Regions from separate parts of the Homo sapiens genome. Here regions 2 and 3 are each linked to region 1. Evidence: chromatin loops called from intact Hi-C (ENCODE). Cell type or tissue: A673. All regions are shown on one strand.

Evidence for each region. Hi-C counts contacts between places; a loop is a spot of excess contacts. Peaks named below come from ENCODE experiments on the same cell type or tissue, not always from the same donor. Only the 100,000 strongest peaks of a DNase experiment are listed, where the experiment ranks them.
Region 2: a loop joins it to region 1, with 2.0 times the contacts of the local background. A loop is called at or near these places in 2 of 110 quality-filtered maps.
Region 3: a loop joins it to region 1, with 2.4 times the contacts of the local background. A loop is called at or near these places in 2 of 110 quality-filtered maps.

The regions. Positions count from the first base shown.
Region 1 is chr4:16,913,335-16,921,334 of GRCh38, forward strand. No RefSeq gene overlaps it. Among named protein-coding and RNA genes, the nearest start is that of LDB2, 19 kb to the left of the region's middle. RefSeq lists a silencer at 3,444-3,523 and an enhancer at 5,074-5,891. In A673, CTCF peaks have their summits at 1,064 and 3,604 (motif pointing left); DNase peaks (open chromatin) are centred at 1,087 and 3,597.
Region 2 is chr4:16,638,067-16,646,066 of GRCh38, forward strand. All of the region lies in intron 2 of LDB2 (LIM domain binding 2), which reads right to left. Among named protein-coding and RNA genes, the nearest start is that of LDB2, 260 kb to the right of the region's middle. In A673, a CTCF peak has its summit at 4,999 (motif pointing right); a DNase peak (open chromatin) is centred at 5,035; H3K27ac peaks cover 726 bases.
Region 3 is chr4:17,089,929-17,097,928 of GRCh38, forward strand. No RefSeq gene overlaps it. Among named protein-coding and RNA genes, the nearest start is that of LINC02493, 92 kb to the right of the region's middle. RefSeq lists an enhancer at 3,246-3,335. In A673, no CTCF peak of the experiment used is centred here; DNase peaks (open chromatin) are centred at 4,433, 5,043 and 6,063; H3K27ac peaks cover 6,700 bases.

The DNA of each region.
Region 1 (8,000 bases):
GCTTTCTCTTTTCCATTTTGGACTTATGACCTCATGGGGGGTCCCCTACAATCAGTTGACAGAGAAAGAGAAGGCTTGGAACAGGTTTACCGATGGTTCTGCATCATGTGCAGGCACCACTGAATGTGGACAGCTGCAGCACCACAGCTCTTTCCTGGGGCATCCTGAAGGACAGTGGTAGATGGAAATCCTTCCAGTGGGCAGAATTTTAAGCAATGCATCTGGGTTTTTTTTTTTTGCCAGGAAGAAGTAACAGCCAGATATGCGATTATATACACTTCATGGGCTGCATCTATTGGTTTGGCTGGATGATCGGGGACTTAAAGAGATCGTGGTTGGAAAACTGGTGACAAGGAAATCTGGGAAAGAGATATGTGGATAGACCTCTTTGAGTGGGCATAAAACATGCAGATATGTTAGTTCCACGTGAATGCTCATCAAAGGGTGACCCCAGCAGATGAGGGTTTTAATAATCAAGTAGATAGGGTGATCCAGTCTGTGAGTACCAGTCAGCCTCTCTTCCCAGGCAACCCTATCTTCACCCAATAGGCTCATGTACAAAGTGACCATGGTGTCAGGGATGGAGGCTATGCATGGACTCAGCAACATGGACTTCCACTCACCAAGGCCAATCTGATTATGGCCTCTGCTGGGAGCCCAATCTGCCAGCAGTAGAGACCAACACTGAGTCCTCAATATGGCACCATTCCTTGAGGTGATCAGCTTATCACCTTGTGGCAGGTTGATTACATTGGACAATTTCCACCATGGAAGGGGCAGTGTTTCATTCTTAATGGAATAGATGCTTACTCTGGAGATGAATATGTCTTTTCTGCTGCAATGCTGCTGCCAAAATTACCATCCATGGACTTACAGAATGCCTTATCCATCGTCATGGCATTCTATAGAGTATTTCTTCTGATCAAGGAACTCACTTCAGAAGAAAGTGTGGTACTGGGTGCATGTTCATGGAATTCACTGGTCTTACCATGTTCCCCACCATCCTCTAGCAGCTGCACTGATAGATCAGTGAAATGGCCTGTTGAAAACTCAGTAACAATGTCAGCTAGGTGGCAGTACCAGGCAGGGCTGGGGCAAGGCTTTCTAAAAGACTATGTAAGTCTCTCAGTCAGCATCCAGTATATAGTACTGTTCCTCCTATAGCCAGGATTCATGGGTCCAGGAATCAAAGGGTAGAAATGAGAGTGTCACCATTCACTATTACCTTTAGGGACCCACTAGCAAAATTTTTGCTTCCTGTTCCTGCAACCTCTTCTCTGCTGGCCTAGAGGTCTTAGTTCCAAAGGGAGAAGTTCTTCCATCAGGAGACACAAAAATGATTCTTTTGAACTGGAAGTTAAGACTTCCAGCCATTTAGGGCTCCTCAGGACTCCAAATCAATCAACAGGCAAAGAAAGGAGTTTTTGTACTGCCTGGAGTGAGTGATCCTGACTTCCAAGGGGAAACTGAACTGCTACTCCACTATGGATGTATGGAATGTAGGAGATTCCTTAGCATGTCTCTTAGTGTCACCATGCCCTGTGATTAATGTCCATGAAGAGTGACCCAATCCAGGAAGGACTACAAATAGCTCAGGACCTTCATAAATGAAAGTTTGGGCCACCCCAACAGGTAAAGAACCACAGCCAGCTGAGGTGTTTGCTGAAGGCAAGAGGAATACAGAATGGGTAGTGGAAAAAGGTCATTATAAACACTGGCTACAGCCATGTGACCAGTTACAGAAATGAAGGCTGTCATTGTCATGAGTATTTCTTCCTTATTTTGTTACGAGTATGTCTGTGTGTGTGTATGTGTGCATTAAGCAAACGTTGTTTTCTTCCCTTTCTTATTTTCTTATCACATATTATAAGATGTGTTGACTTTATAATATAGTATTTAATATTATTAACTACATCATAATTTATAAGTCATAAAATATCAAGCAGAAGAGTTAACATCACTCAAGGACTTTATTTCCTCCTCTGTGGAAGGGGTTAGTGCATTTCTGGTTTTACACATGATAGTTGTATAACATTTGGTGGAATTTTGACCTTTTAATTCTGTTTATTTGGAGAATAAGTATGATTTAAGAGGATGTGTGTGGGTGCCAAGTTGACAAGGGGTGGACTTGCGATTGTTAATTCTATGTCAACTTGACGGCCATGGAATGCCCATGTATCTGATTAAGCATTATTTCTGGGTGTGTTGGTGAGAGTGTTTCTGGAAGAGATTAGCATTCGAGTTAGTGGACTGAGTAGCGCAGATGGCCTTTCCCAATGTGGGTGGGCATTATCCAGTCACTGAAGGCTTGTATAGAATAAATGGTGAGCATTAACTAAATCACGTATCATGACTGTGTAAGATGTTAACATTAGGTGAAGCTTGGTGAAGAGCATACAGCAACTCTCTGTACTATTTTTGCAACTTTTCTTTAAGTCCAAAATTTACGCAAATGTAAATTCTAAGTCACACAACATGGTGCCATAAAAGATAAGTGTGTGTATAAATCCTATACACACACTTATTTTTTATGTTTGGCACAAACATTTCGAGTGATGTTTAACAGAAAAATACTCATTTATATTTGCTTTATTTAAAGATAAAACTTGCGGTTGTCATTTACTTTTCTAGTTCAGGGAGTAAGTGGGTTACCACCGCTCTCTCAGTCGCTGAATGACATTAATTTTGCCTTTGGAGTATTTATTACAGCAGTGTGTTTCCTCAAACAAGTTAAAAATTTTGGAATCCCTTTTATTCACCATGTAAATGGCAACACGGTTGTCTTAGAATTCCACAATGTGTCAAGCTTCAGTAGTCAACATGGTCAGTGACCCAGATCTTACACCACATTCCCTTGTGAGGAAGATATTCTTCTGAGCCTAAAATGTTGAAGACGTTTCTCTTTTGCTGCTGAGGTCTTCATACCAGCTTGTTTCCTTCAACCCCTGCTATGCTAAACTCTAAGGCACAATCCCAATTATTTTGCTTTATGTGAATTTCAATGTGTTAGTTTCCCTAGTTTAAAAAATAAGCTCCTCATCTACTGGAACTTGGTTTGACTGCACATTTTTCTTTCCAGTGTGTTTACTGCAGAAGAATTTGAGCCATACATTTTAGTTATTTATAGGACTCTGCTTAAGGTTATGGTGAAATTGAACAATTTCCCAAGATTCAGGCTGTGGGTTTTGGGGAGGGGGCTGTGAGATTGGTCCGGAGAATCCTGCTTTGGGAACTAGATCATCACTCAATGGGGAGGGGACAATGGCCCTACAGATTGGTGTGGTCAGTATATGGACAACAGAAAGTGGCACGCCGACCCTCATATCTGGAGTATGATTGCTTATTTAGAATCAAACAATGAAAACAAACAAAATCAAAGAGATGACATGAGCAGATCCATTGATAACCCGCCTTTTTAAAAACGACACAAAGTTCCGGCCCTCTTTCCCCAGTCAGAACAGCCGGTTTCCCTCCTGTACATTCCCTGCCCTTATAGCAGGTAATGGCCTGAATGCACGGTGATTTCCCTTGAGCAGGGGCGGTACCTGGGGAGCTTGCGTTGTGACTGCCTCAGCGCCTCCTGTCTCCCTCTAGTGGCAGCCTCAGGGAGGGCAAGCATACGAATGTAAATTCTAAATCACACCACAGGGTGTCCTTGTTTAAAGTTCTCCAATGTCTCCTTATCACTTAGAATAAACCCTAGCTATCTACCAGTCTCTGTGAGGCCACTCACTATTGGACCCTGTGTACATCTCTGAGCACGTCCATGTCTTTCCTCTTCCCAGTTCTACCGCCTTCCTTCTGACTTCAAATACGCCAAACTAGAATTCCCTTTAAGGTCTTTGTACTTGCTTTTTACTCTCTGGGATTCTCTTTTGCCCAGACTCTAAGCCTACCTTCTGATCATTATTCAGGTTTCAGCTTAAACACCACCTCTTCATCGGAGTCTTCCCTAATGACCCAATCTACAGAAACCCACTTTCTTCATTGCACAGCCATATTTTATTAGTTCTTCATGGAATTCACCAACGTGGTGAAACTCTGTCTCTACTAAAAATACAAAATTAGCCGAGGGTGGTAGTGCACGCCTGAAATCCCATCTTCCTGGGAGGCTGAGGCAGGAGAATCGCTTGAATCTGGGAGGCAGAGGTTGCAGTGAGCCAAGATCACACCATTGCACTCCAGCCTGGACAATAAGAAGGAAACTCTGTCAAAAAAAAAAAAAAAAAAAAAAAAAGGCGGGGAGGATATTTAAAGAAGGATATTCTTTTTTTTTTTTTTTTTTTGAGACAGAGTCTCGCTCTGTCACCCAGGCTGGAGTGCTGGAGTGCAGTGGCGCGATCTCAGCTCACTGCAAGCTCCGCCTCCCGGGTTCACGCCATTCTCCTGCCTCAGCCTCTCCGAGTAGCTGGGATTACAGGCGCCAGCCACCTCGCCCGGCTAATTTTTTATATTGTTAGTAGAGATGGGGTTTCACCGTGGTCTCGATCTCCTGACCTCGTGATCCACCCGCCTCGGCCTCCCAAAGTGCTGGGATTACAAGCGGGAGCCACCGCGCCCAGCCAAAGAAGGATATTCTGATAATATTGCAATGGGAAAAAAATCTCTATGGGAAATATATTCCAAAGTCAAGCATAAGACCTGGAAGTCAATGGAGAAAGAATTGATAATTATGGCAATGAAATTATCGTTTGTATAACACAGTGAGCCAAGTTAAGAGATAAATAAAACATTTGGTGGCAATATTTGCAAAATAAATGAATAAAGATTAATAGCCTTAATTTTTTTAAAATGTATATCTCAATAGGAAAATGAAAACAATCCTATAGAAAATGAACATTAGATATAAACCAACAATTCACACAGTACAAATCACCACTGAGAATATGGAAAGACATTCAACCTCACTTATAATCAAGAAAATGAAAATCAACATAAAATGCTGGTTTCTGTTAGATTAATAACAGAAAAAATTCACGTCTGTCAGAGAAGTAGAGGAATGGCCATAGTAATCACTGGGGAAGAGTGTGAATGGGTCCTGTCCTTTTGGAAGACAATTTGTCAGTGTCCACCAAAATGTATAATGCACATATACAATAATTTCACAGTTATGTATTTTGTAATAACTGACATTTCTTTGACTATAAGTGAGATTAAGTATTTTCATGACAATCATTCATCTGTATATTTTTCTATTCTGAACTTGCCTGCTTATGGCCTTTGCCTGCTTTCCTACCATTAGATCATTAGCTGAGTAAGAGGTGGGGAGGAAAGGAAGCACAAAAAGGCCCCTAAAATATACTTCCTCATACGTGAGCTGTTGAACTCCTTCATCATTTCACTTTCAATAGTGGAGCCAGTGGAGGCAATAATATAATTACAATCATTTCTTAGTAGTGGCTGTCAGGCCTCTGAGCCCAAGCTAAGCCATCACATCCCCTGTGACCTGCAAGTACACATCCAGATGGCCTGAAGTAACTGAAGAATGACAAAAGAAGTGAAAATGGCCTGTTCCTGCCTTAACTGATGACATTACCTTGTGAAATTCCTTCTCCTGGCTCATCCTGGCTTAAAAGCTCCCCCGCTGAGCAACTTGTGACACCCCCTCCCCACCTTGCCCCTGCCCGCCAGAGAACCCCCTTTGACTGTAATTTTCCTTTACCTACCCAAATCCTATAATATGGCCCCACCTCATCTCCCTTTGCTGACTCTCTTTTCGGACTCAGCCCGCCTGCACCCAGATGAAATAAACAGCCTTGTTGCTCATACAAAGCCTGTTAGGTGGTCTCTTCACGGGGACAGGAGTGAAAGTGGCCCCACCCCCAGAAACTTGCAATCCTTTATTACTTGCTACAAAGATGAAATAATTGCATTTAAATATAAGAAGATCGAACTTAGCATGCATTCTTTAATTCAGTTAGCAAACATTTATTGACTACCTACATTTGCCAGGGACTGTTTCCTTTATCCTTCCGCAACCCTTTTTTCGCCCACTCTTACGTATAAAATATATACAACCTCTTTTTTTTTTTTTTCTTTTTTTGAGATGAGTCTTGCCCTGTAGCCCAGGCTGGAGGGCAATGGTGCAATCTCGGCTCACTGCAACCTCTGCCTCCCAGGTTCAAGCGGTTCTCGGTTCTCCGGCCTCAGCTTCCCGTATTTCTGGGATTACAGGCGCACTCCACCACACCTGGCTAATTTTTTTTTTCTGTCTTTAGTAGAGACGGGGTTTCACCATGTTGGCCAGGCTGTCTCGAACTCCTGACCTCGTGATCCTCCCGCCTCAGTCTCCCAAAGTACTGGGATTACAGGCGTGAGCCACTGCGCCTGGGGTGTACAACCTCTTAAGAAGCAGTGGCATGGCAGAGGAATCAAAGCCAGCCATCAGAGTCCACAAAAAAGGTGATCAAGTTTTCCTTCTGAGCAAGAAGGGAAATTGTGTTATTAAAATTTAAAAAGCAGAATCTTGAAAACTTGAAAATTCTACAATTTTTTTAAAAAGTTAACAAAATTCTACGTGTATTTATAGCTTTTTTGCCCATCTTTGCTAAAATATATATGTGTGTGTGTATATATATATATATATATATATACACACACACACATAAACATTTATATGTGCATATTTATATGAATGAATTTAGACAAGAAATGTCCTGGAAGAAGGCATTTGAAACATTTTCTCAAAAGGTGAAATTTCATACTATTTTCATTTCTTTTTGTCTTATTTTTATTTTTTTAACTTTTTGCTACTAAGGTATACTACCCCTAATAAACTCAGAAAAGAAAAGATTCCTTGTGTAGTAGTTAAAAGTAGGTTCTGTAACCAACAGTCCCAGTTTCTTTTTGGTTTCCTTTCTGTCACTTTCTTATCTCATGAATTTGACAATTACTTTTAAAAAGTTACTTGAACTATGCTAAGCTTTAGTTTCTTCACCTGAATCTAGTGATAATAACTAATAACTACTCTTAAGGGTTCTTAGTTTGGATTAAATAAGATCAAGGGAGAAAAGCCCTTAGGATATAGCTTCACACATAGTAAATACTCTCAGGGTTAGTTCATTTCTTTCCTCCTCTCTTTTCATGTGGACAAATGGTTAACTTCAATTAAACATTAGGGAGTCTATAGGAGCCATAACTGTACATCTGGGGGTTTCTGGGATAGTCCCAGTTTCAAATATCGTATCCTGTTGCCAGACCACATGTACTGATTTTAATTTAGGATTCATGATTTTCATCAGGCTTATGTTCCTTTTGTCATCTTATCATAATATCGAACATCTTTGAGCATATGCTATGTGCCATCCAATCTTCTGTAATGAGGAAAAATAGCTCTGAGAGTCTGACCAGTTGTCTGCAGCATTAAGCCTCATTCATAGACAAAGTCTTTATTTTTATTTATTTATTTATTTGAAATGGAGTCTCTCTGTTGACGAGGCTGGAGTGCAATGGCGTGACCTCCGCTCACTGCAAGCTCCGCCTTCCGGGTTCACGCCATTCTCCTGCCTCAGCCTCCCAAGTAGCTGGGACTACAGACGCCTGCCACCACGCCCGGCTAATTTTTTGTATTTTTAGTAAAAACGGGGTTTCACTCTGTTAGCCAGGATGGTCTCGATTTCCTGACCTCTTGATCCGTCCGCCTTGGCCTCCCAAAGTGTTGAGATTACAGGCATGAGCCACCGCACCCGGCGACAGTCTCTTTTATACAGTTAACTGAGATGTTACCTGCCTTCCTTAGTAGATAGGCAACCTCAGTTCATTGGAATGCTAAAAGGGCTTCTCAATGAATATGCATTTTTCATATGATATTAAAGAATAAATGATAAAAATAAGGAGAAATTCTAAATGGATTTATAAAGTGAATATAACATTGGTATAAGTTGACAAAATTGTGTCAAAAAAGAAAACTACATACAGACCATTCACACTACTGAATATTTATGCAAAAATCTTTAATAAAATATTAGCAAACATAACCCAATAGCGCATTAAAGAAATAA
Region 2 (8,000 bases), 280 kb before region 1:
AAAACATAAAATGCTTACTAGAGTAGTCCCTGGCACATGAGAAGGGCTCCATGATTGCAAATGACTGAAGAGTCATGAGAATGCAAAGAAGGGAACTATGGATTTTGCTAGAAAATGTATTAGAAAGGGGTTCAGCATTGCAGGAAATAAAAAGCAGGATACTACGCAAAGACAGCCCCACACTTTCACTTGGTACTTCCTGGCTTCCTACTCTTTGTGGTGTTGAATGGGCACAGTGACATCCTCAAGTGCTGTAACTGATGCATGTTTCTTACAAATGAGCGTTCACCGTTCAGTAGCACAAGGGGGTCTGGAGAAAACGCTTTGGAAGTATTTGCTGAATGAACGTACGAATAGAGCTTAGAAGTCACCTTGTCCAACGCAGCCCGATCCAGCTCAGATTGCTTGGAGAGCAGGGAACCTCTGGGAAAGGAGGAATGAATATCTCAAGCAAAACCCAAAGAACTTCAAAAATGAAATGGAGATAGGCACACTTAAATGGGATCCAGTGTGTCAACACTTTATTTTCTAATTAATTTGTATTGCTTCTGTATTTTACAACCCTTTTTATACCGTAGATTTAAAGTCTGCATCTCCTTTCATTGATGTATTCATTCAGCAAAAACATATCCAGTGAATAACTTCTACCTGCCAAGCACTGTGCTGGGTACTAGGACATAAAGGTAGGCACCTCACTCTTCCTGCTTTCGAGGAGTTTATCATCTGGTACTTGGCACAAACAAGGGCACAGATTGATACACTAAGACAAGAGCAATGTGTCCTGTGATAGAAACCAACACGGGTTTTGTGGGAGCACAGAGATGCAATCTCCAATTTGGAATCGGTAAGATCCTTTTTTAATGCTCTGTTAAAATTAATTAAATATTAAGAGGGAAATTTAACATTTCCCTATTAAAAACAGAGAAACATTCCCTGATGTTGCAAAAAGAGTAGTTGCAAAAATAACTCAGGCTTGGATCTTTCAACTTTTGAATCAAGTTTCAGAGCAAAGTTTGAGAGCTTTTATAAAGTTTGCCAAAGGAGAAGAATAAACTAAGTATTATAATCCTTACTTGGTTTCACATTTTTCCCCCTGAATGATTATATGTAGAATTCACTCTAGGTAAAATGTTTCTGATGTTGTCTGGGAGAAAACAATGGTTGCCCAATTTCTGTTGCCATGTAAAATAATTTAAAGGTTAAAAAGCTAATTGTGCTAACAATTGGGTCTATAGAAATTTAGCATGGGCGTGACTTGGCTTCAGAGAGCACTATGAAACAAAACCCAAAGACAGGTGTAACATCTAAATACAAAACTGGCAAAAACAGATCTTTTAGTAAGAAAAGAATAGTAAGTTTGATGAAAGAAAACAGGGGAATCTGAAACCAAAAGAATTATTATTATTATTATTGAGACGGAGTTTTGATCTTGTTGCCCAGGCTGGAGTGCCATGGCACGATCTCGGCTCACTGCAACTTCCACCTACCAGGTTCAAGCAACTCTATTGCCTCAGCCTGCCAAGTAGCTGGGATTAAAGGCATGTGCCACCACACTTGGCTAATTTTGTATTTTTAGTAGAGACGGGATTTCATTGTTTGGTCAGGCTGGTCTCAAACTCCGGACCTCAGGTGATCCGCCCACCTCAGCCTCCCAAAGTGTTGGGATTACAGGCGTGAGCCACCGTACCCAGAGTTATTTTGTAATTATTGAAATGTAGCCCCTGTTTTGCATTAAATTCATTCCTTCAATAAATACATAACCAGGGACCTAGCACTGCCCTAAGGGCAGGAGACCCAGAGGCAATGGGCAGATGTGCTCTGCTTCACAGCGCTCACACTTGTGCAAAACACCTGCAGGAGATAAAGATGACAAATAGCATATGTTGTCCATCTGTTTCCAAACAACTTTACAATATTCTCACACCAGTGAAGTTAGCTAATTCCCAAATTTTCATCTATCCATCTGTCCATCCTTCTGTTAATTATTTGCTAAACATCTACTCTGTGCCACTTTACTTTCTACATGTTTGAAGCACCCTAGCTTTCTCCTTTGTAGTAGTTATGTCAGTTGGAATGCATTACCCAATCATCTGTTTAGTGACTTATAACCCTTCTATTCTACAAGGGATAAGAGGACAAGTATTCTACCTTGTGGGTGTACAAAAAAGATATATTTAATATTTGAAGATTGAACAAACAGATGAACTAATAGTTTTTTGGTGAAGGAGGTGGGTAATAGAGAACTGTAATATAAGCTAGTCAGTGCAATAATGGAAATTCCTTAGATAGTTAGTGGATTATAGATCGTTAACTGAAATATGAAGGACCTTCTAAGTTGCTGGGCTATTAGAGAGGCTTCAGGAACAATCCTGACTTTTTAGGAGGAGGAATATGCCACGAGGACAATATTAGGGATGAATGCTCAGTCTTCCTTCTTCATCATTATTTCTCAGATCCATGGGGTGAAGGGAAAGAATAGTAACAGCTAGCATTTTGTGACCATTTACTACCAGCCAGACACTATTAAAACTACTTGTTATATGTTAAGTAATATAATCCGCACAGCAAAATCTATGAAGTGGGCATTATTTTTATCTTCAATCTCTGTATAAGGAAACTTACTTACAAAGAGGTGAAGTGACTTGGCCCAGGTTTCACAGCTGGTAATTGACAGATACAGGATCAAACTCAGATAGTCTTGCTCTACCTTTTCCTCTGAAAAGAGTAGATTCTATGCCAGAAGGCTGTCAATGAACCATGTATTTGATATCTTAGATCTAAGATTTCTATTTGAAATAGGTCCTTATTAGGAAATATTGTCATTTTTAGTTCAAATTCAACAATTTCAAGACAATTTTGTTTTCATTAAATTGAGTCAAATTTCACTCTAGGCTTGGAGTCCTTGTCCCCATGATGATTACCCATTTAAGACAAACAGGACACCAGTTCCAAATGATGGTGGGAAGTTGAAAACTATAAGGAAAAAAAGAACAAAGCCAAGGAGATGGACATAGATGGAAACTGGAAGCATTTTGGATTTGACTAGGGAGTTTGGCAGTAGAGGAGAAGGAGAGGATATCTCTGTGATGTATGGACAATATTTTAAGAGAAAGAAATGAAAAGGCCATTTTAGGAGAAGCTGACTTTATTTCAGGAGACGGCAGGTAGGAAACTGGTATTTCACATAAAGGAGCTTACCTTTTATTATCTACAAGAGGAACAGGAAATGAACCTATGTGGAAAACAAGGCATGTTCAATGAGAAAGAAAGCAAAGGGGAAGTTTCTAGAGTGAGAGCTCAGGGGCACGGTAACTGTGTTAGTCTGTTTTGCTTTGCTATAAAGGGAGACTTGAGAGGTTTAATTGGCTCATGGCTCTGCAGGCTGTATAGGAAGCATGGCATGGGTATCTTCTCTGCTTCCAGTAAGGGCCTCGGGGGGCTTTTACTCATGGCAGAAGGTGAAGCAGAAACAGGTGCATCACATGGCAAGAGAAGGGGTGCAGGAGAGAGAAGTGAGAGGTCCCAGACTCTTTTTAACAACCAGATCTCCTGTGAACTCAGAGTAAGAAGTCGCTCATTACCACAAGGATGGCACTAAGCCATTCATGAGGGACCCGCCCCCAAGACCCAATCACCTCCCACAAAGCCCCATCTCCAACACTGGATGTCACATTTCAACTTGAGATTTGAGGGGGACACATATACAAACTATGTCAGTAACTGTGTTGGGAAAGCAAGTACTTGAGAAGCAAAAAGGACACACAGAGTCACATTGAAAACAAGGCAGAGAGCTGGGACCAGGGGCCAGGGCACCTGCCTTAATATGAAAGAACATTAACAAAGGAAAGAAAATAGTAGCAAGAAACAATTACTAAAAGTAACTAAAGTGGGGGAGGGGGCATGACTTAGTATAAAGAAAATTAAGTATCCATAAGTATGTAGAATTATTGCCTGTCAACTAAAAATAAAACAGAAAAAAATTAAGAACTGGTAGCCAAAAATAGAAATAAGACAATTCTGAAGTGGAAAGGAGAGTTGCAACACAGCACAACTTCAAAACTTGGTCTCATCTCCCAGAAACCAAATTGCCTCAGAAAGCCAAGTGCTTGGAGGGAAATTCATAGCAGTCCTAGATAATATGGGAGAGAGGAATGAGATCATGCCTACATTACTGAGCTAACTAGTAAGTCTGAACCTTCTAGCATGATTAATATGACAAAGAACTGTATAGTAACTATGAGAATATACTACAGGAAAAGGAAATGTTAAGAAAAGGAGAGAACATAGCAGGTAAACGCACAAAAACCCACTCCTAATGGAAAAAAATGTGAAAAAACAGGAAATACCCATAAAAACTTCATGATACAGAAGTTGATAGAAACATGAATTTAGTAAACTTAGAGCTCAGAGACAAGATGATCAAATACCAGAAGGAGATAAATTGAAAATGAAAAGAAAGAAAATCTCACAAAAAAGCATGAAGGAACAAGATAACATTATCGCTGAACTAATAATAATTCACTGGGCTTCCTTTCCATGGACCCAGCTTCAGGACCCTGTTCCTCCTCAATGACAGTGGCTCTCCAGGTGACCATGATCAATCATTTGGAGGTGGCTCTTGAAAGGAAGCCCATGGACCTTTCTCTTAAGGATATGTTTAATTATTGCCCCTCTTAGATTATGAGCTCCTGGAAAGCAGACATTATCTCTGCCTGCTTGATAGATGACCACGGGTAACTGCCACCCTCAGCAGTGAATAGACATTGGACAAATAAATCATTCACATCAAGATCAACATAGCATTTCATTCAGGCTCAAGTTTGAATAAAAAAGAAAATTGTAGAGGGGTGGCAAGAAGATAGTCTTTTTAATTTTTTTCTTTTTAGGGAATGAGTATGTTCTTCCACCTGAATAGCAGGATTGGTTAAACACCTTAACCTCCATGTATGATGCCTGGCAGAGCCACCTCTAAAGAACACCTTTCATATCATAGACTTGTATGTATATTTATTACAACAATTTCCCGGTAGATGGCAGTAAGCTGTCTTCGTCTACCACACAATCGGTTTATTACAACAATTCTCTAACAGATAGGGATAAAAGTATCTTTGTGGGGTGGGATGGGGTGGGGGGGGCACTTTTTCCTAATTCCAATGGAGGCTCCATATGTGCTAACTGCACCACCCAGAGCATGACATACCTACGTTCAAATCCTAATGCCACACTCCGTTACTAGCTGTATGTTCTTCAAAAAGCAATATAACTGCTCTGAGCTTCCTATTTTCAGATTCCTTATCCATATCAAAGGATTGATAATAGTTCTTTTCTCACAGACAGGTATCAAGAAGTCATTAAGACAATGCAAGTAACACATTTAGCATGGCTAATTGGCACAAAATAAGGCCTAAATGTTCTTTGCTATCATCATTATCATTATTATTTATTATTGTTAAATGGCACTAAAACTCTGATCCCTTTGCATTTTGCAAACCAAGAAGGCAAATTATTCTCAAAATAAATAGAGTATGCAGATCATGCCTAAAAATATAGTAATTATTTCAAGCTAATAAAATACATTTTGTATCTAAGCACTTCAAAATATTTTGTCTATTCCAAGTATTATTTGCCATAGAAACATCTTAAAACAACCTCTTCATTTTGGTCTTTGGTACAGCGTAATTAACGTTGTTTAAATAAAAAAAAAACCCTGCCCAGTAATTAAATGCATCTCACAAATAAAGTGTCACGAATAAACTTAGCATATTATAATACATCATTTTATTTGCTGGCTTTTTTCTTACAGAGTCTTGAGATGCATTCTGAGAAATAATTTTTGTGTGTGTGCAATGGCAAATATAGCACCTAACCATGCTTTTTCATTGTTTCTTTGGTCTCTCCTAAACAACAAACAGCCCTTCCAAGTGCTGCTTCTTGAGTAATTGTTTTTTGTCAATGTTTTGTCAACTTGTCAATTGCTCACACACAGTTTATGAACACTCTCACAGCACAGCTGTCTACGGTCTGACAGAGAAACCCATCCATTTGGAATGCCATTAAGTATGGTACTCCCGTTTGAAGAAGCTCTGTTTATACCTTGGAAGAGTGGGAGAGTGTGTGTGAGATTTATTGCTGCCACTTTGGTAAATTCTGGTTTTGACAGAATATTTTTGAATACAGAATGCCAACCAGTGTAGAGACACAAATGATGGGACTTGCACTTCAATATTTCATCCCAAGCTCCAGGTGTTTTCTTAAAAAAGGGCTGATCTAATGCCATTAGGCCCTAAATCCGGTAACATGTCCATTTCGTTTTTCATGACCAACTTAATCATTAGGTATTTCACATGAACCAATTTTTTTTTCTTTTTTTTTTTTTTTGAGATGGAGTCTCACTCTTATGGCCTAGGCTGGAGTGCAGTGGCATGATCTTGGCTCACTGCAACCTCTGCCTCCTGGGTTCAAGGGATTTTCCTGCCTCAGCCTCCCGAGTAGCTGGCATTACAGGCATGTGCCACCATGCCCAGCTAATTTTTTTGTGTTTTTAGTAGAGACGGGGTTTCACCATGTTGGCCAGGCTAGTCTTGAGCTTCTGACCTCAAGTCATCCACCTGCCTTGGCCTCCCAAAGTGCTGGGATTATAGGCATGAGTCACTGCACTTGGCCATGAACCAATTTTTTGTCTTACACTTTCTGATAAGGTTTCTCTTTCATAATTTCACATTTTAGCTTCCATTATCCTCTTCTATTAAACTAGTTCTTTTCCGATCATCTTCCATATCAGATATTCAGGTCAAGTAGCTTTCAGGCACCCTTATATTTTCCCTCTTCCACTCTCATCCTCATCCTGTTACTATTCTAGGTATCTTTAGGTAACCTCATTTGCTCTTAGTGGCCCAACTGATATATAGACATAAGCATAAACACTTAAGTTGGAAACAGAAAAACTCTTACTATTGTTGAAACAAAATAAAATCACCCCCTGCCCAACTCTCTACATTACCTGTGTTTAATTTAGGCTTTGGCAAAAAGGAGCACAGGCAAATAAGTGCATTGATAGCTATGACACCTTTTAGGCAAAAGATCAAGTCCCGAGGATTCTGACTCCACTAATTCAGAGTCTAAGCTAATTCACACAGTGGCTGAGGTTTCCTTTTACAATAGCTGTAGTAATTTTAAAAAAGGATTGGTGGCCGGGCGCGGTGGCTCACGCCTGTAATCCCAGCACTTTGGGAGGCCGAGGCGGGTGGATCATGAGGTCAGGAGATCGAGACCATCCTGGCTAACAAGGTGAAACCCCGTCTCTACTAAAAATGCAAAAAAATTAGCCGGGCGCGGTGGCGGGCGCCTGTAGTCCCAGCTACTCGGGAGGCTGAGGCAGGAGAATGGCGTGAACCCGGGAAGCGGAGCCTGCAGTGAGCCGAGATTGCGCCACTGCAGTCCGCAGTCCGGCCTGGGCGACAGAGCGAGACTCCGTCTCAAAAAAAAAAAAAAAAAAAAAGGATTGGTTAGGTAGATTCAAATATAAGCAAGACTGACAGAGTAATGTTTTACCTACTTACACTCAAAGAAAACCCGAGAGAAATAAGCAACAGGAGGTAAATTCAGGTTAAGATAGGTATATTCAGAATCAACAGAAGCAGGGATCTTTTTCTATTTGGCACATCCAGGATTGTAGCTGATCACATGAGCTTTGGGTCAGAGTTTAAATTTCAGACCTGTTGCTTGGTAGCTGTGTCTTTACCTTCATCTTTCTAAGTCTCAATGTTTTTGGTTGTATAATGGAATGATAACAGCATCTACTTCAAGAGCTGTCTTGAAAATCAGCAGAATGTAAGTAATTAGTCTGAGAGCCATTCCGGGTGGCTGGCAGACATCCGAGTGGCCTCAGAAAGTGGAGAGCACCCACTCTGGGGCTAGAATCTCTTTTAGCACTTTGCATTGATTCTTTAGATAGAATGAGACATCCTTTGACGCTCTTTATACCCCCAAATTTTGTTATT
Region 3 (8,000 bases), 180 kb after region 1:
GCAGGAGAATTGCTTGAACCCGGGAGGTGAAGGTTACGGTGAGCTGAGATCACGCCACCACATTCTAGCCTGGGTGATAGAGTGAGACTCCATTTCAAATAAAAAAAAAAAACAAAACTACAATGACAAGCAGCCATGAATTGAGCATCAGTGCACATTTGGAGTGTAGTTATGCACGGCTCTAAGGAGTTTAGGCTATAGATCAAGTTTTGTGCACATCTTCTTACCTTGTAATATCTCCCCTCCCTTAACCCATCCTACAAGCACTCAGTTATTCCACTCACACAATCCAGTGCTGTGCCAGCAATACATGAGTGAAATCATTTAATACAAATATTTCCCATGCATCTACTATGTTTAAGGCATTTTGCCCAGATGCTGGGAATGTACTTGTAGGGAAAAAAAATCCGAGCAAAATACCTGTGTTCCTGGAGCTTGTATTATAGTGGGGAAAACGTCACTCAGTTGTGAGATGTTTCACATGTGATTTTTGCTAAAAATAATTATTACAAGTAATGGCAAAACCACAGTGACTTTTGAACCAATCTAACAATTTAAAATATTTGCAATTTATTTATTTATTTATTTATTTATTTATTTATTTTTGAGACAGAGTTTTGCTCTTCTTACCCAGGCTGGAGTGTTGTGGTGCAATCACGGCTCACTGCAACCTCTACCTCCCACTTTATTTCTTTGGTAACACAACTCTCACTGCCATTTTGAGTTTGCTACCTTGGGTGAGAAAGGAGGAGATGGAGTTATGGTTACCATTTAGGAAAATGTAGATAATAACCCTGTGCTTTTCCAAGGTAGAGTATCACATATAGGAACATTCTGTATATAACTCTCTGTTATAACTGACCAGAAAAGAAGCAAGGATCACTGCTTTGTGGAATTAATCATAATGGGTTGTTCTGTGGGCAGACATGGTACCCACAGAATGAGCCATGGACCTTCTGCAAATACCTACTGTTGCAGTTTCTGAAAGTAAAATGATCTTTACTGGTATTGAGGAAGGAGAAAATGAACAGATATGACCAAGCAGGACTCTAGAAAGCACAGCAAACCTTCATGAGGGTGTCTCTGTGCTTGGCTCCAGAATACATATACATATCACCTCTCCCCATACCTGATGGGAGCTTCTGACTGAGGGAAAAAAAGAAAGTTGGCTGAGTAATCCACAGACACAGTACAATATGTCCAGCTCACAGTTGAATCAACTGTTAGTAGAAGGGACAATAATCACTTTGCAGAGTCTCACGAAGGGGGTGACTACTGTAGAGTAAAAATGGTCTGTCCAGCAAAGAAGGAAGTGAAAGAGCATAATTCCAGTAGAAGGAACTGTATATGCAAAGGCACAGAGCCTAAGGGATCACGATATGTGAAGGGTGCAAAATCCCTGGAGCCCGGAGAACCAACTGGAGTAAGATACAAGGCCAGAAAGGTGATCTGGGGCCAGATCAAGAAGACCTAAGGCTATCTCATCTTGGGATTTAATCCTGAGGGCTAGTGCTCCCAAAAAAGAGCATGTTACCCTTGTTGGCATAGCAGATCATTTTAGAAACATTTAAAAATCATTGTTTACTTATTTTAATTTTCCTTCATGTTCAATGAAGAAAAAGCAACACATCAAAACTGAAATGTAATGAAAATTATTGCTTAGGACAAGGGCAAGTTTAAAATAAGAGTACATTTAAAGAAAATATTAAAGAAAGCATTGTAAAGATGGTACATGATACAGCTAAAAATATTGTAAAATGTGGAGGCAAATAGTGAATGTTTGAGAAATAATCCTGCTAGAGTTAGACAGGTGAGCAACCGGAATGACATGACTAGGTCTGCAGGGTGTTGTTGTGCACTGTGATTTGCCTTCCAAAGATCACCCAAGCACCAGAGCGGAGGTTGCACTAAGGTAAGTAGAGGACAGTCTGGAACTCTGATTTGGGAGACCAAAGAGTAATCCCAGAAAAAGACCTTGAAGACTGGAACTACAGCAGTGACAGTGTTGATAGTGACGGAAGGACACATTCAAATATGCTCCCCCTGCTTCCTTTCAAAGTAGAGCACAGCCTGGCACACAGGCAGGAAATGAGAAGGAGAGATGGCTTTTCCCCAGATTATTATCATTTATGCTTCCTTTCCCAATGACTGGTATTAGAATTATAACGTCGCGTGATAGTGATGTTTTCTCCTGGTGTCCGGAAGCTGCAATCTAAGTGCTCATAAACATCTTTGGGAATGGATGAACAGAGAGTATGAAAATGGACTTTCTGATTTAGTCATTACAGCATCTGTGCTGAACTGTCAGCCACCTGCAACTGGCCACATGCAAGGAAATGCCACTTTGAAGTTCACAGTCACCATCAAATATAAAAAAGAAGACAATTTATACCAGGTGGGTTGATGATTGTTTCAATCCCCAAATTTTCCTCCTTGGTGTTCATCTTTATTCTCTCTCCTATCAGCACCCCAACTTTCCTCCAAAAGCCACCCTTTCTCCACTTTAATCCCTGAGTTTAGGTGGTCTTAACACCCTCCCTTGCCTTTGAGGTGGACACAAATCTCAGGTTTGGCCTGGTTCACAAATAGGCACTTGGTACAATCTCAGTAAAGAAGATTCAATCAGCACTATGTGCTGGGACTATTTGATAAGGAAGCACTTTGTCCATTCCTGATATTCAGACCTGAAGTTCAGGAGGGCCACTACAGGGAAGGAGAATGACCCTCATCCAGAAAGAAATGGACCTTTGGGAGGTAAAGACTCTATATCCTCATGGCAATTTTTAGCCTTTTGGATATGGTTTTTCTCCCTAGACTTTTCAGTTTTGTGAGAAAATATTCCCCTCTTTTTTCCCCTCAGGGCAATTTGAGTTGGGTGTCTATCACCTACAAACTAAATGTCAGTGCACAGTCAAGCCCAGCTTAGTAAATCAGCATGTAACTGGGATGGGATGGGGGAACAACAGTGAAAAGGAGGCAAGCACTGCCAGGAAGAGGCCAAGGGGCTCATTCTGATTCATCTCTAAAAATTTAATGAGGACTTGCTATGTGAAAGGAAGTGTATTGGACAAGGTCGGGTAGGGAGTAGGAATGTAAAGACTTAAGAAAATGGTCTGTGTCCTTAAAATTATTATCCTCCCTTCAGGTTGGAGTGTTACCAGTGTAAAGCTTACAGGGCATAGGTGAGTTTCTACCCTGCCCTAACTCTACTGACCTTTAGGAAACAGGATGCCTGTGGTCAGAAGTTCCCCTTCGTGGCCAAACCAGTCAAGACTTGTGAGATCTAAGACAGCAGCTCTCTTGACCTAAGAAGAACCTCTAACTTTGTTATAACCTAATTTCCATGCTAAATGACACTCCCATAGTACCATGACAGCTGACAATCACCATGACACTGACCAGAAGAAACTATAAAAAGACAAAAAGGAAAGCAGTACTCTGGTTCCCAGAAGTTGTCTGCCCATTACCAGAAAAGATATGAATATCCCTCCCCTTGTTTTTAATGCCCAGCCCTTTCACTAAATATGTCCTATATTTCTGGCTTCCCAGCTCTCATGAGCTGAAAGGTTGATTTGGGAGCTGAGCTCCTGCCTCTCAATTCCATGGCTGTGGAATAAAATCTCTATCACTCAATGCTCACTTTCAGTTTTGCATATTGGCTTCACAGCACTGAAAAGGGAAATATCCCATTTTGGGGAGGACTGGCTTCGTTGGTAACAAGAGAAAGGTCGTGTTACCTCTGGACCTTGCCTCTACCAAAGCACGCTCCACTGCCACCTTCTCTCTTACTCTCTACATGAGATGCTATCTCCAGTCTCATTGAGGAAGTCCACACCGTCAACCAAAAGCTCCCCTAACATCCTTCACGTTGTATGAAGGATGCATTGTATCCTGCATTGTATGGAAGGTTTTAGAGCAGGGAGTGCTGCAATCAGATCTCTGCTTTTTGAAAAGTCACTTTTGAGACTTAATTTTGGCATAAAGCATTGTATGAATTTCCTGATGACTATTTTTTTTCCATTTCTGGGCAAAATTAGCACTCAGGAAATTATTTTTCTATGTATATGTATAAAATTATTTTTGTGTGACATGTTAAAAACCCTAAAACTGAAAGGGCAACATGCAGTTTGAATGAACTATGATGACCATTCTCACAGCCTTTCCTCTCCTTGTAGCCTCTTTCCTACTGTGCTTGTCCTTCTGACAATTGCACTTTGAGTGTGACATGAAACATTTGGAAGGAAAGAAAAAACAAAAAGGAGGTAAAAGGAAGGAAAAGGTGGGAGAGAGAGAAGGAGCAAGGGAAGAAAGGAGGGAGGCAGGGAGGAAGGGAGAGAAGGAGGGAGGGAGGGAGGAAAGGAAGGAAGGAAGGAAGGAAGGAAGGAAGGAAGGAAGGAAGGAAGGAAGGAAAGAAAGAAGGAAGGAAGGAAGGAAGATTGGCAGCCTCTTGGAGTTTGTTGGCATGGAAACACAATGTTTCTCTGAACAAAGCCTCCTGCACAATTGCAATGCTACTATGTATCAATCCCACAAAATAACCACTGGCCAGCAATCACAAAGTATTACCAAAGAAATGCAGGCTGAAGGGGAGCCTGGATACAAAGGGCAAATATGCCCTGAAAAGTCACAGAGAAGTATCTAGGGCTGGAAGTTGAAGTCAGGAAGCTGAGTCCCAGCTCTGCAGAGCTGGAGGAGGCTGCTGTTATGTTTCTCTCCTCCTGCTTAGCCAGCAGAAATCAGATCATTTGCAGATCTTGCCTGCCCTTCTCTTTTGGAGTAAGAGATGTATGGCCATTTGTTATTTCTGCATGTGCTGAGGACTCTTCTCCCTCCCACCTCCTAAATGGAACGACGGAGTCTGTAAGTGCAGCAAGAATCCAGCATGCAAAGCATCAACACTATGGATCCCTTCTTGCTTTTTTGCTGCGCGCCCCCTTCTTCCTGCCTTAGGAAACCTTATCTTTATCCTCCTTTGCCCAGCTGCCGGATTCTTAGTGTGGCTTTTCAAACTGAAGGACACATATTTATGGCTCTTCCTCTGAAATTAAAATCCAGGATAGGTTACGCATATGGGGAAAGGAGGGGTCCTTCAATCTTGAACATGCTGCCAAGCGAGTCAGCACACAGGCTGGCTTGAGGGAGACAGAAATATCTGTAACAAACAAAAGCCAGGAAATAAAATCATGATGCTTGCAATACTTATCAAAATGATGACCACCACAGGAATCTAACATGGGCAACCCCACACTTTGGGCAGGGCAAAGGAGATGTGTTTCCATAAACAACAATATACAGTTGCCACCTTGAATGCTTTCTTTTGGAAGTAGGAATGTATAAGTTGTAAATTAGGATTAAACTCAAATTCACATCCGCCTTTATAAAGACCCTATAGCAAAACTGATATGTGAGCCTAGACAAAAGAAGGTACTGGATCCCTATAGACTCTGGCAACCCCTGGGAATGGAGTGCATTGTCCTCTAAGGATGTGTCAAAGGACAGTTGTGAAGTCCACAGGGACCCACAGCATGATCATTTTGGGATGGAGATAAAAGCACGTGGCTGAAAAAACACAGAGTCTGTTTGGGAAATGGTGACTGGCCCAGGAACCAGATCGGGAGTATGAGATATGAAGAATGGCATTGAAAACCAAAGAGGTAGTATCGGAGTCAAGGAGCACTATTTTAGGGAATTTGAACTTTATTCATAGGCAGGGAGGTGCCATGGAAAGTTTTGGAGCAGGGAGTGATGCAATCAGATCTATGCTTTTTGAAAAGTCACTTTTGAGACTTAATCTTAGCATGAAACCTACAGCAAGCACTTCAGGAAATTAATCTTTCTATGGTCACGTATTCTAAACTTTTATGATAAACTGGTGATTCCGGGTATGGCAGAAGCAGAGGGGAAGGGTATGACAGAGAGTATAGGGGTCCTCTGTTTTAGACCCATCTTTGGAAGCAACCACAACCTGGCCCTGCAGCCCATCCAGGCTCCCCCTGTGGAGTAAGTTGTTAGCTCATCACACCAGAAGCCATTTAGAGATATAGCCATTTAAGGGGAATTCCTTCCTCCTCTCTTCTCCTCCCCTCCCCTCTCCTCCCCTCCTCTCCCCTCTTGTCCCCTCCTCTCCCCTCCTCTCCCCTCCTTTCCCCTTCCCTCCCCTCCCCTTTTCTTCCTTCCTTCCTTCCTTCCTCCTTCCTTCCTTCCTTCCTCACACAGCCTAGACAAGAGATAGGTCAATCTATAATATCATGAAAATTTTTTAATTAAAGGAAAAATGAAAAATCGGCTGCCTTTGGGTGCTTGTCACATAACAACATGATACAGCATTACTTAGGAACAGATTCCAGTTTTTTTAGCCTCCCTCACTGTCAGGCTCAGATGCCAATCAATCCCTGAGCCCTTAATGTCTTAGCATCCTCAGCAACAATGAACTCCACCTTTAATTCACTAAGGGGGCCTATTAAAATGGCCTGGCTGCAGTCCCCAAACATGGTTCTTCTGCTTCCTTCCTTCTCCAGCAGATGCTCCCTGCTGACAGTTCAGAAGCCCCCTTGCTAACCCTCTTTACCCTTGCCTAATGTCGACTATCCTTATCCACCCTTGACCACTCCTCTCAACCTCATGTATCTTCAGTAACCCTCATCTACCCTCGATCACCCTAATCCGTTCTCCATTCTCCTCATCTAATCTTATCTCTATCCCCAACTATCCCCATCCACCTTTGACTACCCTTGCCTCCTTTTATGAATCATTAGCTTGCATTACCACCTTCATACCTACCCCCAGAATATAGTAACAAGGATTACAATCATGCCTTCTCTGACACGCAGCATGTTTTCCACTCGAGAAATATCTTTGGAATGAAGGATTTGTGTAGCAATCATAATCATTTGTGTTTACTGGCAACTGATATCTTCGACGTCATTTTACATCATTGTTATTTAATCGTCATAAGAATCCTGTAAAGAATGTGAGATTTTCCCCAGATGAAGAAATTTCACAGCTTTATGAAGGTGAGGTTACACCTAAGTACAGGACAAAGACTCAGGGACCTCCTGCTATTCCTGCTCACAATAACAGATATTGTTTAGTGTCACACTGCAGTATGTTCAACCCAACCATGCATGAGGAACTTTATGGATATGGTGTATCATCCTCAGAGTCTCACAAGGAAGGCAAGCATATTACAAGTGAAGAATCTAGAGCTCAGGAAACTTCAGTGACTGACCCAAAGCTACCAAGCCAGAAAACGGCAGAATAGGGACTGAGAAACAAGGTCCTCTAACTCTGGGTGTTTCTTTTGTATCAGAAATAAACTTATTCACACTCTGATGTTATCGAAGTCATGCGCATTTCTTTTTCATGAACATGTGCATTTTAAAAGGAAGAAAAAATTCACCTTCATGGTACAGAAAATATTTTTTTAGTTGGAAGAATTGTCTGAAAAATTATACCAGAATGATTAAAGTTTCCATAGTCCCTCAAGTTATACTTTGTACTTCTAAAGTCATTCCTGTGTCAAACACCAAAGAAGAAAATAGGTCAGATATTGAAGTTATCTTCCTTCTACTACATTCCCCTCTCTTTCATGCCTGTTTCTACTGCAGAGCACATTTGACTCTCTTGAGCTAAGGCTCAAGAAATGTGAGATACTCTGTTATGCAAATCACAGGAGGAAAGAGCAAGCAGGAAAAAAGGGGACAATCTGCTACGGTGGAGGTTTTTGAATTATGAAGCTTTAAGGTAAATAGACAGATTAAGCAGTGACCTAGTTTGACCTCACAAGCAGATGGAAGACTCTTAAGAAATTGTGTTATGAAGAAAAACTGGGAAGAAAAAGGGAATTGGTACCGACTGAGGGCAGAATAGCACATTGGCTTGGGTGAGTGTTCTGACCCCAGACTGCCTGCATTTGATTCCTGCTCCACTTCTTAACTGTCTCAGTTTCGTGATCTCTAAAAAGGGAATAATAATAAAAATAGTACCCAACTTAAATAGTC